Regions from separate parts of the Homo sapiens genome. Here regions 1, 2 and 3 are each linked to region 4. Evidence: chromatin contacts called from ENCODE Hi-C or POLR2A ChIA-PET data. All regions are on one chromosome and are shown on one strand. Each heading gives the region's core, a stretch centred on a gene start or an enhancer-like site at or near the end of the contact. The rest is flanking DNA. Distances are from core to core; before and after follow the strand shown.

Region 1 (4,322 bases), core at 269-2,768, 660 kb after region 4:
GTTGCACGTGTGGGTCTCAGTGGAGCCGCCACAGGTCTTATTACACAACAAAGGGCAGGGAGGGCAAGGCCAGGAGCCTCGCGGGGCGGCGCAGAGACCCCGCATCGCGGGCGCGACCCCTGCCTCGGGCTCAGGCTGACTCTGCGGCAGCTCCAAGTCCCGTTGCCGGGCAGGACTTCGGTGCTCCGGAAGGGTGCGGGGCAGCAACCTGGCCAGGGCAGCGCCTCGGTTTCCTTCCAATTCATTCTCGATTCCCAGATACTCAGATGAGAAATCCGCACTCAGGCCGTCAGGCTCCTGGGCCCGGGCCACCCTGCCTGCGCTCAGCCCGGCCCCTCCGCCGCAGCGCCTCGGAGTTTGGGGGCTACAGGGGAAGAGGAAGCGTCTGGTCGGCTCCCGTCCGAGCTGCTCCACCTGCGCCGCTGGCCTTTCCGCCCGCTACGCACCTGGGCCCCGAGAGGCCAGAGGGGAGTGTCCCCAGTGGCCCGGGTCCCCGAAGGTGGCCCAGCTCGGGCGCTCGCGCAGCCGGGTACTCACCTTGGGGGCGCGGCGGCAGGAGAGCGCGGGCGGAGAGGTGCGGGCGCCCTGGGACGACCAGCCGAGGACGCCTGGTGTTTGGACGGCTGCCCCCGCGCTGTCCCCCCGTGCGAGGCGTGTTGGCCTCCGTGGCCTCGCGAGGGACCGAGGGCGGCGGGTCCGAGTGCCGCCCGCCGGCCTGGGCAGTGGCGGAGCGCGGAGCTGGCGGCGCCTCCGCTGTTGTTTTTGAGCCGCGAAGCCCGAAGCAGCAGCCGTTGGGTGGGGGCGAAGGGGAGGAGGCGGGGGCCGGGAGGCGCGAGGGGGGCGGTGGGGCCCGGAGGGGGCTTCGGAGGAGCCGGGTTCTGGCGCGCGAGCCCCGACGCCCCCTCCAGCGATCGCAGGGCGGGGACGGGGGCCGAGGGGAGAATGCAGGAGAAAAGCGGGCCGGGGCGACGGGGAACGCAAAGCTTTTAAATTAGTAATCAAACGCAGTAAAACGGAGCAAAACCAGCCCGGACTCGCGTCCGAACTATCGGCGCGTGTGCCCCGAGATCCAAGGAAGTCGTGTGGAAAACCGCAGCCGCCGCCCCATCTTCGGCCCCGGCTGGGGCGGGAGCAGCAGCGCGACGCGCCGCGACGCAGGGGCAGGGTGGGGGGATAGTCACCTCGCCTCCGGGGCCACCTGGGTCCTTTTAAAGTGTCCGGGGTGCGGGCCCCGGGCGGGAGCGCCGAACACGGAATGTTTTCTTAAAGGGCCAGTTCCGAGCTGCGCTGAAAAGGGGGGGGGGGAGAGGGGGGAGAGATAAGTGAGACGAAGACCGAGAAGGCCGAGGAGAGCCCCCCAATCCCGCGCCGAGGCGGCGGCGGCGGCGGCGGCGGCGCGACGATGAGGATGATGAATACATTGCAAAGTTTTTTTGGCCCCGGCGAGGGGTGTCAGATTGAGTGCTCTGTGCGCATGTGCGAAGGTGTCCAAACTGACAATGCTGGGGAGATGAAGATAGTGTGTGGCTGCTTCTGGACTCAAGGAGGAGGAGAGAGATTCCGCGAGCCGACACCATGCGATCCAAGGCGAGGGCGAGGAAGCTAGCCAAAAGTAAGTCTCCCGCGCTCGGCCGCGCCGCGCCGCCGGGGCCCGGGCCGCCGGGCCGGGGCGCCCGGGCCAGGGGTGCGCGTCGGGGCGCGGCCGGCGCGCCTGCGGCTCCGGGCCCCCGGCTCGGCCGCGCGGCCCGGGGGGCTGCTCCGCCTCCCGCGCTCCGGGGCGACCGGGCTCGGCGCGGAGGCTCGGGGCGCCCGGGCCGCGCGCTCCCCGAAGGCGCCGGCCCCCTCCCCGCGGAACCCCCTCCCCCCCCACCAGTGTCAGGCGCTCGGGCCCGGGAACCCGAGGCGCGCGGTGGGGGCCGGGGAGGGGGGCGGAGGGGGAGGGCCGGGGGTGGAGGGGAGCGAAAAGTGAAAGTTAGCGAAAAGTTGACGAAAGGGGAGAGCAACTTTTTCCTCCCCGCTCGCTCTCTCCCTCTCTCTCTCCGAGTGGCTCTCAGTCCTGGTCAAATCATATTCCGGGCTTTTGAAATAGTGGGCGCTAGAGCACCGCCTTTGGCGTCCGCCAGCCGGGCGCAGAGGAGGGAGACCCCGAGCCGGGGAGGGGCGGAGGAGGGGGCGCGGGCCGGCGCCCACCCGGCTCCGCGGGCGCAGGGGCAGGGGTGGCGACGGCGGGACAGCCGCAGCCACTTGGGGAGCAAAATGGAGACTTTTGCCCGGGCTGGGAACTGTGGTCGTGAAGTTTATCCCCGGCTGTGCCCCGCGTGGTGGAGGGCGCTCCTCTGGGACGCCGGCAGCCTGCGCGGGCCGCCGGGGCGACAGTGCCTCCGACAGGAGGGACCCACCCGGCCACCTCCCGACCCGCCGCTGCCGCCCTCGGGCCCGCGTGGACCCCTCTGTACCCGCTTGCCTGGCACAGCCGGGCCCGGCGGGGACAGAGCTGCCCCGGCCAGGCTGCCCGGTCCTCGGTCTTACTTTCTCTTTCGCTCCGTCTCGGCCGAGCCCCGGGCTCCGCGCGCCCCGCCTGCCGCCAGCCGGTCCTTGCCGCGGGCCGGGTGCTCCAGCCACCCGCGCCCTCGCCCGCCACAGCGCCTCCGAGCAGCCCGCGCGCACCCCGCAGCCCCGGTCGCCGGCGCCATCCGCGGTGAGGCGGGCGGGCAGGTGAGGACAGGCGGAGCCGCGGCCCGGCCAGCGCGGCTCCCGCAGCCCCGCCGAAGCCCCGGCTGCAGCGAAGCGGCCAGCGCCGCGCGGAGCGGAATCGGCGCCGCCTGCTCCCGCCGCCCCCTCCTCTGCAGGCCGCCCGCCCGCCCACCCGCAGAAGAGGCGCCCGGGCCGCTCCCCTCGAGGTCCCCGCCCGACCCACGCCGTTCCGTCCGCGCCTCCGGGGCCGGGTCCCTCCAGGCCGGCCTCGCAGCTCCCGGGGCCGAGCCCCCAAACGTGAGCCGGGTGCGCGCGGGACTCGCGGCGGTTTTCCGAAGCTCCGCTCCCTCGGCTCGGGGCCCGCCCGGCTCGTCCCAACAGCTGCCCCGCGGCCGTAGGCCCCGCGCTCTGTGCACCAGGGAAAAGCAGCTCCCGAGTTTGTGCCGGACGCTCCTGCGCCCCGCCATCGGCCGTTCCCGGCCCCTGGGTGAGGCGCCCCCTTCCCGCCGCGCTCCGCTGCCGGGTGCCCTCGGCCTCGGCCTCCCGTGACCTCTGACCCCTCTTGGTGCGAACAAGACCGGGCGTTTCGCCGCCGACGCGAAGGGGCTGTCTGTGCGCGGCGTTGCGGGCCCTCCGCGCGTGGGGTGTGCGTGTGCGTGTTCGGGTTCGGTTCTGTGTGTGCACCGCGGGCCTGCTCAGAGTCGGGACCACCGGGCTGCGTGTGGGCCGCCAGGTCAGGCCCTCGCCCAGGATGGGCCCTAAGCTGGAACGAGAAAGGGGAAACCGGCCGCGCTGACGCCGGGGCCTTCGCTGCAAGCGAGAGGCGGACTCGGCGCACCCGCGCGGCCCTGGAAACTTCCGAGAGGCCCCAGCTCTCCGCCGGCTCCACCTCTGCCAGGTGGGGAAGGTGGCCCGGGACCGGGTCCGCTCAGGACCAGAAGTGGTGCCTGGCAGCCATCTGGCCAGGAGGCCGGAGAGCCGGGCCCAGCGGGAGCGCCGAGCGCTGGCTTCCTTTTCCCGAGAGTCTTTAGTGAGGAAAAACCCCATGAGAGGTGACTGCCAGGCCTCGGCCCTCTGTCCACACTTGGCCGAGCGCTGGGAACCCCTCCTTCCAGGCTCCACAGCTGGGACCGCTTGTCCCAGGCCCCCCAAGGTGGCTGAGGCAGGTTCAGGATCACACTGCCTGCCCTGAGCAAGAAGGCAGGATCCGCTGAAGAATTTCATTTCATCAGGCGATATTTTAAGCAGATGTGAACTTCCCCGGGGACCATAGTCCATTACCCGAGTCAGAGGCGGTAGGGCCAGCACTCCAGCCAGCAGGTCCTCCCCTCCCCACAATGCTGACCAGGTCAGGGGACTGTGGGGTTGGGCAGGGGCAAGGTCATGGTTACCAGGTTGGTATTCAGGCTGGGCACAGAACAGCAACCAGGCCAGTGGAGGTGACCCCATGACCCAGCATTTCGGGGGCCACCGCCGAGTGTGCATCTGGAGGTGTAATTTCGTTTGTGTTTCCCTGGAGACCCCACTCCAAGCCTCAGTTCAGGTGGGTTAGTCCTCTGGATTGGGTCTTGTGAAGGGCCAAATGGTGGCGGCTCCGGGGGTGACCCGGGCTTCCAGCTGAGCTTTCC
Region 2 (4,043 bases), core at 965-3,464, 870 kb after region 4:
TGAGGCCAAGGTGGGCGCCCGCAGCCCTGGATGTGGAGGGGTGTTCTAGAAGGAGTGCTGGCCTGCAGGAAAGGCCTTGGGCTGCAGTCAGGTCAGCCATGAACCCTTCAGTCAAACATGTGACCTGAACTGAGAACCCCAGGTCCAGCCTCTAGGTATGGGACGCCAGCTCTCTCCTTACCACCGAAGCAGCTTTGGGCTTGCACATGAAAAGCTTCCGAACCTTGACTCCCTTCACAGGCCTGAGCAGTGAGTTCCCAGAATGTTCTAGAAGAGGCATGTGCTCAGGGAGGCCATGCTTCAGTGTGCAGACGTTTCCCCAGAGAGGTCAGCAGGTGCCGGGCACCAGCCCTTCCCCAGACACAGGCTGGCCCTGCCAGCTGGCTTAGCAGGGCGCTGCCTGTGTGTGGAGTGGGGGCTCTGGGCTCCTTGCTTGGCCCCCACAGGTCCTCGACCCAGAGACCTTGTCCCCCCACTGTCGGGCTTAGGACAGGCCAGGGTCACCCTCAGCAGAACCTGGGGCCAGCGCCGCAGGGCCCCCTGGTTTGGAAAGCCTGTTCCTCAGCTCTGTCCCAGCGGGCACTTAGCTGAGGATACCCCTGATGCTGCTCCATGCACACCTCTCACCACGATTCAATCCACCTGAGGATGGTCACCTTCTCAGGGAAATGGGGAAAGACTTATTGCCAAGGTCACTGAAGCCTTCCTGGTCTTGGTGTCTGGAAAAAACTCGCCAAGAGAGCAGGCATCTCCCGAGACCCAGGAATCAGCATGGCCACCAGAGCTGGTCACTGCCACTCCGAAGCTCCTCAGGCAGCTTCCTTTCTCCCTAGGGAGGAGACACTGTTGTCCGTCTGAAGCCTGGCGAACGTGGGACACAGGAGGCAGCCGTGGCCGGAGGGGCACGAGGGTGGTGGGCAGCCAGCGCTAGCCCAAGCTCCCGGGGTCACTCCAAGGAGTAGTGAGGGCTCCCCTGCAGGTGCAGTGAGAGGCGTGGTAGTATTAGGGCGGTTAGAGGAGGGGCGTCTCCCTTCCCTTCCTTCTGAGTTTTCTTTGACACTGTCATCTTTCAGTGCAGAGTCAATGCTGCAGAAGGCTCCCTGTGAGACAGGCGAGGCTGTGAGGCCGGGTGGGAGGCAGCGCTTCCCGAGCAGGTGCGGGGTGCGTCTTCACTCTGCCCCTCCCGACACTTGGTTTTGGAGGGGTCTGACCCAGTGGCCGGGCTCATGGGTGGGAACTGGCCAGCCAGCCCCTCGTCACCTTCCCTCCTGCTTGGGCTCCACAGCATATCCCAGGCACAGCTGCCCATTAGAGGCGGGGCTGTCCCTGCAATGGAGGTGCCAGGGAATGTCTGTCCAGGCCTTGGCCAGGGCCCGGGGTGGCTGCAAATGGCCTTAGGCCAATGAAGGACACAGCTGCCCCCCAACCTTGTTCATTCTCCAATGCCCCTCCCTCTGTCCCTCTCTCCCTCCCTCCCTCCTGCAGCCAGACCCTGGAGGTGGGCTCCATGGCATAGGACAGCCCCAGGCAGACCCAACTCACCCACTCCCCAGAGTGGAAAGAACAGCCTCTGCCCCACACTGCGCGGTGCCCCTAGGTCCACAGCAGAGACAGACACACAGAAGAGAGGGGACGGACAGCGAAGGGTTACGGGGACCAGACCTCAAGGTCAGAGGAAGAGAGAGGGGACGGTCAGCAAAGGGTTACGGGGACCAGACCTCAAGGTCAGAGGAAGAGACAGGGGGTGGTCAGCGAAGGGTTATGGGGACCAGACCTCAAGGTCAGAGGAAGAGAGACGGGGCGGTCAGCGAAGGGTTATGGGGACCAGACCTCAAGGTCAAAGGAAGAGTATATTTCCCGCCTGCTTCCCCCAGCATCTTCCAGCAAAGCCGGCTGGTGGTGTTGCGGCCACACAGCCTCCCCGACCAACATCCAAGCCTGCAAAGCTAAGAGGTTAGGATCTGCAGGAGCCCAGGTGCCTCCGCGGGAGGAATGTGGCTCAGATTCGGGGGACCGGTGCGCGGTGTGTCCAGGAGACGCAGGCACATCGCAGGGTTGGAAGTGCGCTGGGGGCCTGGCCTGTGGTCCTGGCTGGGATGCCGCCATCCTAGGGTAGCGGGCCTGGGGGGGCCTGGAGCTGGGGGCCATCCTCCCATGGCCTGGGCCTGGGGCAGGGGCTGCTGCCCGCCACCCGCCACCCGTAGCCCGCCCGGGAAGCTGGGGTGGAGGCGCCCTCTATCGCCTGCCTGGGGGACATCTCGCCAAAGCACACCGGTTTGCAAAGGCAAACCGACATTAAGCGTCCCAGGTTCCCCAGACATTATCTGCCTTTTGGGAACCTTTAAAATAAAGAGTCAAACGTTTTCGGCCCCTGTCTGGCTTTTTATGTAAACTGAGTGGTTCCTGGAGTGTGTTTTTTAAAGTGTTAAGATGGCAGTATTTATCTGGAGGGGGAGGGAGGAAGAGCCAGGTGGGCGTTCTCCTATTAGGCCAGAATTTTCAGAGAAAACCAGTGTAAGGCGTGGCCAAAATGATGAGTTTGTTTCCCGGTGGCCTAGGAGTCTGTCCAGAGCAAAGCAACTGCCAGGTGGGCTTCTCCTGGCACTGTCGCCGTGAAGCCTTCGGGAGCCAGGACCTGCCAGCAGCCAGAGTTCAGCCCTGCAGGGAAAGGGGCGGCCAGGGGGAGCCCCACACCCTGAGAACGTGGGAGTGCGGTCTTGATACAGATCATCTTCAGATAGACTCTGTGGCCTTATGATGGGGAATCTGAGGGTTCATTCTCAGCCAGAGAGGAGGATAAGGGGTGTTGCTTCTAGAAACGGCCATGCGTCTTGGGGGCTTCACGGAGCACCTGTGAGCCTGGGGTGGCCAAGCCTGGGAAACCCAGCGTGGTCCCGCCCAGGCCAGGGCAGAGCAGAGAAGGGTCAGAGCTGGAGGCCGGGCTGAGGAGTCTGCAGCCGCCAGGGCAGCTTCCGAGCTTGGTGCACCTACTCACCACGCTGGCCCTTCCTGGGCTGTAAGCCCTGAGTGACCTGCTCCCCTCTGGGCCCGGGCTTTCGGAGGCGAATGTTGGTAGGTTTCTCTGGCCGGTATAGCCCTTGAGCATGGAACGCTTCACCTGGTGCCCTGGACGGGGTGCAAGGGAGGCAGGCTGGCACTCTCTGGCCCCCCCAAGTTCTGGGCCAGCCCCCAGCATTTCCTGCTGAGAGTCCCAAGGTCCTTGGTGAGGTTTTCAGAGCCCACTGGGCAAACCTAGGGTGAGGTGGGCTGTGTGGACTGCAGCCAGGAGCAAAGTCTGGCCTGGGGCACCCCAGCCCTCTGGCCCCAGCCCCGTGGAGGCCCCTGCCTCTCCCCTCCAGCTGGCCACCTGGGCGTTCTGATTACCTCTCCAGGTGTGGCTGGGAAAGCAGCTCTGCCCTCTGCCCTCACCCCATTGTTCCCCAGGCTCTGCCTTTCAGGTCGTTTTACGTTTTCACCTGATCCCTGTGATGCTGCAAAGCATTCCCAGGCCACTGAGCAGCCCTGCCACAGCCGCTGTGTCGCCCCCACTCACAAATCTCGGGACGGACATGTCCCCTGCCTTCCTGGGAGCAGGCATGCTCCCAGGAAGCTGTGACATGCTCGCTCGGGAGCTTGGAGCTGTGACATGCTCGCTCGGGCTTCTTCGCTCACACCCGCGACATCCACATTGGCCGTGGTCATAGCCAGCCTGAGCCCAGGGCGTGCTTGAGCCCCTCCGTCTCTGGTCCCTGGACGGCCAAGGTCAGTTTCCTCCCCCTGGAAATGGCTAGATGAAGGTCTGCTTCTCCAGATGCCAGCCTTGCTCCCAGGCCATGGCAGAGGAAAGCCCCCCCACCACCGGACACCTGGCATGTCCACCTGGGGAAAGGGCACTGGCCCTCTCTGGCAAGAGCTTCTCAGACCCCAGGGTAGGTGGACTTTGTGGTTTTCATCTCTGCCGAGCGTGGAGCCCAATCAAAGATCCAGGCTCCGCTGACGAGAAAACCCAGAAAGCCCCTGCGGCGTGACACAAGGAAAAATAA
Region 3 (4,595 bases), core at 1,812-4,311, 520 kb before region 4:
AACTATGGTTCTGTCATAAATTCAGATTACGCGAGAGAAATAGCTTTTGGCCAGTGGATGTGCTCTTTTGAGAAAGTCAATTCTGAGCTGAAATTTCATGTTGGAACAGTTTCCTCTATAAGACTCATCTTGAAAGGTTCCCGCAGAAGATAAAATGTCATCCTCACACTGGGCCTGGGCAGTGCGCACTTAACTGGGAGGGGGCACAGGCACCTCAGAACTTAACTGGTTTTCCAAACTCTCAATCTCAAAAAAAAAAAAAAAGGCGGGCGGGGGGAGCACTTTCAGTGTTGATGAAACCAAATGCTCGTAACCTGGGACCACCGCCCAACACCTGCAGTCCAGCCTTCCCCCAGGGTTGACAGCATCAGCCTCTGGACCCTGCAGTTGCAGTTCATTTCTGCGCAGCTCTAATCGTTAGAAAGTTCTGCCTTACCGGCTGGGCGCGGTGGCTCACGCTCGTAATCCCAGCACTTTGGCAGATCAAGGCGGGTGAATCACCTGAGGTCTGGAGTTGGAGACCAGCTTGGCCAACATGGTGAAACCCTATCTCTACTAAAAATACAAAAAATTAGCCGGGTGTGGTGGTGGTAGCTGTAATCCCAGCTACTCGGGAGGCTGAGGCAAGAGAATCACTTGAACCCGGGGGCGCGGAGGTTGCAATGAGCCGAGATCGCGCCACTGCACTCCAGCCTGGGCAACAAGAGCGAAACTCCATCTCAAAAAGTAAAGAAAGTTCTGCCTTAGCATAAACCAAGACAAAACCCACCATTCAGTCCTACCCTGGGGAGGCTCTCAGACCTGTCTCCATGTCAGTGGCACCACCTCCATCCCCAGCCTCGAACCCAGCGTTAGCAAAGAAGGAACCGCCTATCCACTTTCTTGATATACATACCTTCCCAAAGAATCCAGAATAGACTATGCATGTCAATAGCATGAAAATTAAAACCTTACTTTCAATAAAGAGCTCCTCCCTCTCCCAAAAGACTATCACTTCAGATTAGAAAATAACTTATGCAAAAACCTTATCAATAACAATGCTTGCTCCAAAGACCTTATTCAGTATGCAGTTCACTGAAACTTTCCACAAAACTAATACGTCCATTTGCTAATCATGAAAAATAATCTTCATATTTTCTTAATTAATAATCTCACCAGCAACTGCTTAATCACCTAATACTATTTGAGACTAATGTTATCAGATAGATAGCAACATGAAAATACAATGAACCAATGCTCCCCAAAAGAAAACCATAGGTTACCATTTCTACACTATTTACCCATAAGTCCAGTACTGTACACCCTAACTGTAAATGTACACCAACTCCCTTTTCAAAACACAAATTTTAACATCGGCGTTTTCCTTCAGGAGCCCATTTCACAATCTTAAGAAAAAGCTTCCATGAAGACAGGCTGGGCACGGTGGCTAAGGCCGCTAATCCCAGCACTTTGGGAGGCTGAGGCGGGAGGATCGCTTGAGCCCCAGAGTTCGAGACCAGCCTGGTTAACAGGATCTCTTTTACAAAGAGATCCCATCTCTTAAAAAAAAAAAAAAAAAAGGCTTCCATGAAGATGAATTAAGCAAACAAAAGCTGATACTGCTTCTGCATGCTAACCATGTAATTTAACGGACACAAGAAATGTTAAAATATCATTTGAATCAACTATCGATTCACAAGAAAAAATATAGCAGGTTCTTAAAAGTCAAAAGCCTCAGCCGACAGCCCTGTGGAATTTTCAACAGATCTCCCCACTCCCCACCCCCACCCCGCTTCCAGCCGAAAAGCCGATCCAGGCAAGAGGAAGACACCCAGCCTTTGTGCTATTTCCTGTCCTCTCCCCCACCTTCGGGCCTTCGGAATATCGCAAACCGGGCCCCGAAACTCGGCGCGGCGGCGGCCGCCCCACAAAGGCAGCGGTGGGAGCGCCATCTTGGCGCGGCCACCGGGCCCATTCATTCGCGGGGCCGGGCCGGGGTCCGCGCAACCCTCGAGTCGACACGCGCGGGGCGCCAGCGCCGGACAGACCCGGGCCTCGGCAGGAGAAGGGCGAGGCCACAGCGCGACTGCCTCAGCGGCTCGACACAGCGAAAAGGGCCGAAACCGTTATTTTCCCATTTCCCGACGCCGCGCCCGGCTTCCGCTTTAAATCCCTACTCCGACCGCGGCGCGCGGCCCGGCTTCCCCATTTCATTGTTCCCCTTCCCCACGCTCGCGCCCCGCGGCCGCCCGGCCCTCAAAGTCACCCCGATAGGCGGCCCGCGCGGGGGCTCCGGCCGCCGACACCGCCCCGCCTGCAGGCCCGCCCGGCCTTTGTTCTCGCGCCGCGGGCCCGAGAGCCACGTCCGGCTCCCCACGCAGGGCCCGGCCCCGCCCGACCCGCGCCCCCGGGGCCCCGGCCGCCGCCACGGGAAGCGCCCGCGGCGCACACAACCCCGCACCCCGGTGCCGAAACTCGGCCCCCAGCCTTGGGCCTGGGACCCCGGCTCCTCTCCCTAGACCCCGCCCTCGACCCCGACCCTGCACCCCGAACCTCGGACCCCAGCCCCCGGCCCCCCCTTCGGACGCCGCCCGCCGCACCCGGGCGGGGCAGGAAGACGCGGCCCCGACCGGCGGGTGGGGTGGGGGCGGGGCGGGCGCCCCCAGGGCGGGCGGGTGGACGAACAGGACCCGGGTCCGGGGCTGGGGGCTGCCGCGCTCACCTCAGCGCCCTCGTCGCGGCCTGACGCGCCCACACCGCCGCCTCGGCCGCCGCTCGGCAGGTCGTCGCGCTCGGGCCGCGCTGCGCGCTCCGCGGGCGCTGCGGGCAGGTGCGCGCCGGCGAGGCTCGGTCCAGTCCCGCCGCGGCGGCTGCTCCACTCCCGGCCCCGCTCCCCACTCGCCGCCCGCTCCCGCTCCCGCCGCCGCCGCCGCCGCCTCCGTCCGCCCCTCAGACGCCTCCAGCCATCGGGATGGGCGCGGCGGGCCCCTGCCCGCAGCCTCGGAAAACCCCACGCGCTCGCGTCACCACGCACGCCGCGCGTCGCGCGCGCTCGCCAGGCCCGACGGGCACGCGCACGCCTGTGCGCGTCCAAACCGCATCGGGCCCCGAGCGCGTGTCCGAGCGGCTTAAAGGGGCCGTGCTGCTGCCTTCGGGTACCGCTGCCCCGGGAGACCCCCGGCGGCCCGGCCCTGCGGGGACCGGGCGGGATGGGGACCGGGGCAGTGGACCCTCGGAGTTGGGATGGGGCGGGGGGAACGCGGGCGTGGAGCCCTCCGGGGACAGGGTAAGGTTGGGTAACCGTGGGCGGGGGCTCCTCCAGGGGCGGGGGTGGGGTAACGGCGGGCGGGGGGCACTCAAGCGACAGGGCAGGGGCGGGAAGGCCGCGGGCGGGGGCGGTCCCTCCGGGGACGGGGCGGGTGGGGGCACCGCGGGCGAGATCGCTTCCTGCAGAGGAGGCAACAGGCCCCGCTAGCAGGTCAGGGTCCCGGGCAGGCGCAGGTGCCCCCCGGCCTCTCAAGCAGGGACTGCGGCGAGCTCAGACGCGGCTGACGGGCAGAGACTCGCGCTTGGGCTCAGTGCGTGTGAAGTGGGCCTCGGGCTGCGGAGGAGGGCAGCACCCCGTGGCTCCTCGCGCTGCTGCGAGCAGGGCCGCCTGGCAGGGGCGGGGGCCGGTGGGCGGGAGTGTCGGGGTAAGGCCGCGGACTCCTCCCATGCCGCTGAGCAGTGGACAGCGGGGACTGGAGACCTCCAGGTGAGGAAGGGGAACGAAGTCAAGAAGGCCACATGTCCTGGCTTCCAGGCTTGGTGTCCTCAGAAGCCTCCAGAACGTCCATGGAACCCGCCCCTGCGCCCACCGCCTCCTGCTGTCTTTCCAGCTGAGTTCCGGCTGCCCCTCACCCTCGGCTTCTTCACTCTGCCTCTCCCCAGCCAGCGCCCTGCTCCCCGGTCCTCAACCACCACCTTCCACCTGCCTGGGCCTTCATCGCCTCCGAGCTCCCCTTCCACACCAAACCTGGCGTCCGTTTTCCTCCAGGCCTGCACCAGCACAGCTGAAGGGGAGAGAGACCCAACCTCATCCACTGGGCCTCCCCTCAACCAGGGCCACAACCTCAAGGGGCCATGCCACCTCCAACACCTATTTCCCACCTTCTACTCTCTCCACACCCTGGGACACCACCCGCCTCTCTCAGCTGACGTTTTCCTTCTTGTTTTGTGTGCATGGTGCTTGTGTGAGAAAGTGGACACACAGTAAGTGCGGCTTCCAGATGCGTCCGCCACCTGCCCTCCGTGCCACGCGCTTCCCCCTACCTAGGGGAGCCTCCACCAGACAGGGAACCCACGCCTTGCCACCCTTCTCTCTCCCTCCCACTTCACCTGTCCGCATCATTTCTGGAGCCCTTTCTTTCTGGCACGAGATGCTCCAGGGCCCTGTTGTATTCTCCCTGCCCCAGCCTGAACCCAGCTATTTCTGCTGCAGCCTGGTTCATTGTGGGAGAATGTCATGCAGAGCCCGGGATCTGGCTCCGGATGTGCTCATTGCTACTGGGGTGTCATTGCAGCTGGCGGAGCAAGGGAACACATCTATGTACATGCCCACACGCATATGTATACAC
Region 4 (4,132 bases), core at 1,504-4,003:
CCCAAGATGCTCTGTGACGCAGCCACATCTGTCTCCCGCCCACCGAGCACACTCTCCATGGCGGCAGGATGCCCGGGGCGAGCCCCTCGTAGGGAACCAGGCTGGCACTCGGTGGTCCTTGCTACATGCTGAGCTGGGGTTGGGAGCCTGAGAGCTTCTGTCAACAACTCCCTCTAAAGGGTGGTGACCAGCCTGGGCCACAGACCCACCACTGCTCCACCAGGGCACTGTCACACGGGCACTGCACCCTATGACATGGCTCAGCACTGTGACTCACTGGTGCCACCAGGGCTGGCCACTGAGAAATGGGTCTCAGTGGCACCCGGGGTAAAGTCTTAAACAAAGAACCCCAGGGACACACAAAGGCTGGAAAAGTCGGCTCCCTGCTGGGAGCAGATGCCTCGCCTCCCTCGGAGCAGTACCTCCTGCACTTCCCTGAAGCAACCTCACCCGGGCCAGCTCCAGGAGCTTCTCACACTGCCTGGCAGCCCCCTGGCCACCGTCCCCAGACTTGGTGTGTGTGGCTGCCCTCAGTCCTGAGGTCCCGTGGGAGCTTCTACCTGCAAGTGTGGTGAGGCCAAAGTAGGCCACATCTGAGAGCAGCTCAACCTCCTTCCTCCACTCCAGCCACTTCCTCGCACCTGAGAGGAGAAACAGTATTAGTCCGGGGGAGCTGGTGGGCATCCTCTGAGGATGAGGGACCACAGTCCTCCCCCAGTTGTCTAGGCCCAGATCCAGTCCCACCCCTTCCATGAAGCCAACACTCACTCCCTGGCCTCCCTCTCTGCTTCTGTCTCCGGAGGCACCACCTTGACTTGCCTTAGCGTGAGCTGCAGACAGTCTGCGAAGAATCTCCCACCTGTGCTCATCTCTTGCTCCGGGATTCCCCTGAGCAACTGTTCTAGGGCCTATGAGGGCCACATGGAAAGATGGTCTGGGGTATTAAGATTACAGGCCAGAGGCCAACTGTCTAGCATCAAAAAGCAGCTCTCCAACTTGCTGGCTGTGAGGTCTTTCTGGAATCTCAATTTGCTCATCTATCAGAAGAGTAATAAGTCCTACTTGGAGGGATGTTTGAAGATTCAATATTTGTAAAACACTGGGAACAGTGTCTGGCACAGGGGTAAGTGCCAAGTGTACTGTAAAACAAGTAAGTACACACACAAAAAATTCTCATCATGTCACTCTCCTGTTCAGAATCCACCAATGGCTGCCCACCTGACACCCATGGGCCTCCCGGCACGGAGCCTGGCTGTCCTCTGATATTTACCCATGCTCTTCCTGTCCCATGGCACTGTTCCTTTGGCCACGACACCCCCACCACTGGGCTCTAGTGCCACTGCTCCCTGAAACGTTCTGCTGGGAGTTCATGCCTTTAACGACTGCCTGCCCCACCCCCCAAAGACTTGATGGCTTTGCCTTTTTTTTTTTTTTTTTTTTTTTGAGATGGAGTCTCACTCTGTTGCCCAGACTGGAGTGCAGTGGCACGATCTTGGCTTACTGCAACCTCCGCCTCCCGGGTTCAAGTGATTCTGTCTCAGCCTCCCAAGTAGCTGGGATTACACGCACGCGCCACCACGCCCTGCTGATTTTTGTATTTTTAGTAGAGACGGGGTTTCACCATGTTGTGTAGACTGGTCTCGAACTCCTGACCTCAAGTGATCCACCCGCCTCGGCCTCCCAAAGTGCTGGGATTACAGGCGTGAGCCACCACACCCGGCATCTTTTTTTTTTCGTTTTTTAATCGGTGATGGGGTCTGGCCCCGTCGCCCAGGCTGGAGTGCAGCGGCACAATCATGGCTCACTGCAGCCTCATCCCTCGGGCTCAGGCGATTCTCTTGCCTCAGCCTCCTGAAGAGCTGGGATTACAGACGCCGCCACCACGTCCGGCTAATTTTCAGATTTTTTGTAGAGACGGGGTCTTGCCATGTTGCCCAGGCTGGTTTCAAACTCCTGGGCTCAAGCGATCCTCCCGCCTCTGCCTCCCAAACTGCTGGGATGACAGGTGCTGCTTCATTGAGTACACTGGCTTCTGTACTCAGCTCCCGGCCTGGTGAGGCAGGCAGGGCCTGGCTGAGCCTACACTGGGGTCAGCAGGGCGAGGGGCCTGGGCTGCTGCTCAGGCCTAGGAAAGGCCGGGGTCAGTGTGAACCGGACCGAGGTATGAGGCGTTCGCGCCGCGGGCGCTCTGACCCCTCTGCTCACAGGGGAGGATCGGAGGGAGGCTTGAAGCACTTGCCAAGGCCTCACACCTGGAGGGGACAGAGTCTTCCCCAGCCGCTGGCGTCAGCTGGACCTGCCCTGAGCTGGGGACGGGAAGGGCTTGGGCGGGAACTGGAGGCCCACGCAGGTCCCCCGCGGTGTCTGCGGCCTGTGCCTCTGGGGCCACCTGGCCAGGGAGGGCAGGAGGTGCCCCGCACATCCCTGAATGGCCGCAGGGCAGGCGAAGGAGACTGCCGGGTCCCAGGTTGTGGGACGGGCCCAGGCGACCGTGACCACACACGGCAGACACCCCGCCTCCATGAGGGGCAACACCCCCTGGGCCGCTCGCGAGGACGTCCGGCCGCGCCCGGCCCTCACCCGCCAGGCTGTGCAGGGCGCCGCCCGCCGCGCTCCGCAGCCCACCGCGGTAGTACTCGTCCTTCTGCGCCGCGCGGATCACCTCCGGGGGGCTGGCGGCGGCCGGGGCCATGGCCGCGGGTTCGGGTGGTCCCGAGCAGCCACGCCGGCCACGCCCACGCCCAGACGGGCGAGAACTGATGACGGCACGACGTGGCTCTGCGTGCGGCGCAGACCTCTGCGTCAAGGTGCTGGGGCGGGGCCGGACTGGGGCTGGAGGCGGGGCCAGGGCCCGGGCGGAAGCGGGGCTGGAGTCCGAACCAGCGCAGCGCGGGGCGGGGCAGCGGGAAGGTAGTCGGAGGCGCAGGGCGGAGCGGAGCGGGGCGGGGCCCGCGAGCCGAGGTGGGGGCGGGGCACGCGCGAGGGGCGCTGGCGAGGCAGCGGGATGGGCTCGCGGCCGCGTGGTTGCTGCGACCTCGGGGTCCTACGCTGCCAGGGGCCCCTGCTCTGCTCCCTGCACGTCCACGGGCCGCCCTCCCACTGGGGACAGCGCTGCGGAGTGGAGACGCTGCAGGCCCATTTACGGCTGGGGAGACGGAGGCTTTCGCTTGGGTCTTCGGGAAGCCGAGCTCCCAGCGCCGGCCGCGGCGGTCCCGCCCTCGCGCCCTTTGAGCTGCGCGGGCTCTCAGCGCGGGTTGGCCAGTTCCGGGGAGCCGGTCGGTTTGGGGGCCAGAGGGGCACGAGGCGAGACCCGGGACCTTCCAGGCCCCGAGCAGCCGCCTTCCCCAGTAATCCTGCGCGAAAAGCACACGGCCGGCTTGGTGTGGACGCCCCCCTGGTGCCCACGGGAGGCAGGGCCTGGCGGGTGGGGGGCAGCCGGGAAGCCGCCGCGTGGTTCCAGGACGGGCGGAAGGTGGCCTTCCACCCTCCACCCTCCACCCTGCCTGGCCTGAGCCCCGCAGGTGCTCTGGGGAACCACATCGCAGGCGCTCCGATCCCTCTGCTCCCAGGGGACGAGCGGAGGGAGGCCTGAAGCACTTGCCAAGGCCGCACACCTGGAGGGGACAGAACCTTCCCCAGCCGCTGGCCACAGCTGGACCTGCCCTGAGCTGGGGGTGGGAAGGGCTGGGGCGGGAACTGGAGGCCCACGCAGGTCGCCTGCGGTGTCTGCGGCCTGTGCCTCTGGGGCCGCCTGGCCAGGGAGGGCAGGAGATGCCTGGTACATACCTGAATGGCTGCAGGGCAGGTGAAGGAGAAGGCCCTGTTTTTTGGCCCCAAGGGCAGCACTTGGCCCTGGAGAGTCCTGCAGGATTGCAGGAGGAAGGCAGGGCACGACAAGGGGGCGTCTGCGCCCCGCTGACCTCAGTGGGGAGGGCCTCCAGTTCCTTGCCTCACCTCTGGTTCCATCTACAGGAGCTCAGCTGTGGGATCATCCCCAGACTGGCACAGCCCAGTCACAAAGCCAGAGCCCCACACTGCAGGAATGGCCCCTCTTACAGGGAAGGGGCATGGCCTGGGTGGCCCCGCCCCGCAGGCCCTCTGGCTACCAAACCTCCCAGCGCCCCCGCGCCCC

What was found. A loop is a pair of places that touch in the nucleus more often than their neighbours do. ChIA-PET counts read pairs that join two places held with the same protein, here RNA polymerase II (POLR2A). Pooled maps may share reads with other maps.
Region 1: a loop to region 4 is called in a map of IMR-90, with 26 times the contacts of the local background. The contact joins the promoter of PRDM16 here to the promoter of PEX10 in region 4. A Hi-C loop is called at or near these places in 4 of 168 maps with a recorded cell type or tissue (IMR-90, chondrocyte, endothelial cell of hepatic sinusoid and 1 more) and 3 of 50 pooled maps.
Region 2: a map of endothelial cell of umbilical vein shows a loop between it and region 4 (25-fold over the local background). The contact joins the enhancer-like site here to the promoter of PEX10 in region 4. A Hi-C loop is called at or near these places in 2 of 168 maps with a recorded cell type or tissue (endothelial cell of hepatic sinusoid and endothelial cell of umbilical vein) and 7 of 50 pooled maps.
Region 3: a loop to region 4 is called in a pooled map, with 8 times the contacts of the local background. The contact joins the promoter of GNB1-DT here to the promoter of PEX10 in region 4. A Hi-C loop is called at or near these places in 1 of 168 maps with a recorded cell type or tissue (naive thymus-derived CD4-positive, alpha-beta T cell) and 9 of 50 pooled maps. POLR2A ChIA-PET finds 5 or more read pairs at or near these places in 2 of 52 experiments (GM10248 and activated T-cell).

What each region holds. Positions count from the first base shown.
Region 1 is chr1:3,067,685-3,072,006 of GRCh38, forward strand. It overlaps PRDM16 (PR/SET domain 16), which reads left to right and starts at 1,519. Exons shown (of 17, transcript NM_022114.4): 1 at 1,519-1,612. The coding sequence starts at 1,576. It overlaps LOC124903827 (translation initiation factor IF-2), which reads right to left. Exons shown (of 5, transcript XM_047436614.1): 1 at 2,530-4,322; 2 at 538-1,287; 3 at 1-364. The coding sequence starts at 4,179. The coding sequence ends at 1,264. It overlaps PRDM16-DT (PRDM16 divergent transcript), which reads right to left and starts at 41. Exons shown (of 6, transcript NR_015440.1): 1 at 1-41. It also overlaps the pseudogene LOC100420339. RefSeq lists an enhancer at 1-412.
Region 2 is chr1:3,281,922-3,285,964 of GRCh38, forward strand. All of the region lies in intron 3 of PRDM16 (PR/SET domain 16), which reads left to right. It overlaps LOC124903828 (collagen alpha-5(IV) chain-like), which reads left to right. Exons shown (of 2, transcript XM_047436627.1): 1 at 1-4,043. Among named protein-coding and RNA genes, the nearest start is that of MIR4251, 160 kb to the left of the region's middle. Within about 2 kb of position 2,215, at least 5 of the 41 ENCODE cell types and tissues checked have a DNase peak (open chromatin) inside an H3K27ac peak, as active enhancers do.
Region 3 is chr1:1,888,119-1,892,713 of GRCh38, forward strand. GNB1-DT (GNB1 divergent transcript) reads left to right here and starts at 3,062. Exons shown (of 2, transcript NR_168264.1): 1 at 3,062-3,265; 2 at 3,782-4,595. It overlaps GNB1 (G protein subunit beta 1), which reads right to left and starts at 2,969. Exons shown (of 12, transcript NM_002074.5): 1 at 2,702-2,969. RefSeq lists an enhancer at 482-981 and silencers at 2,284-2,473, 3,034-3,223, 3,344-3,443, 3,504-3,753.
Region 4 is chr1:2,409,811-2,413,942 of GRCh38, forward strand. PEX10 (peroxisomal biogenesis factor 10) reads right to left here and starts at 2,754. Exons shown (of 6, transcript NM_002617.4): 1 at 2,581-2,754; 2 at 561-641. The coding sequence starts at 2,692. RefSeq lists enhancers at 1,401-1,981, 1,982-2,562, 2,563-3,143, 3,144-3,723 and silencers at 2,340-2,719, 2,880-3,479.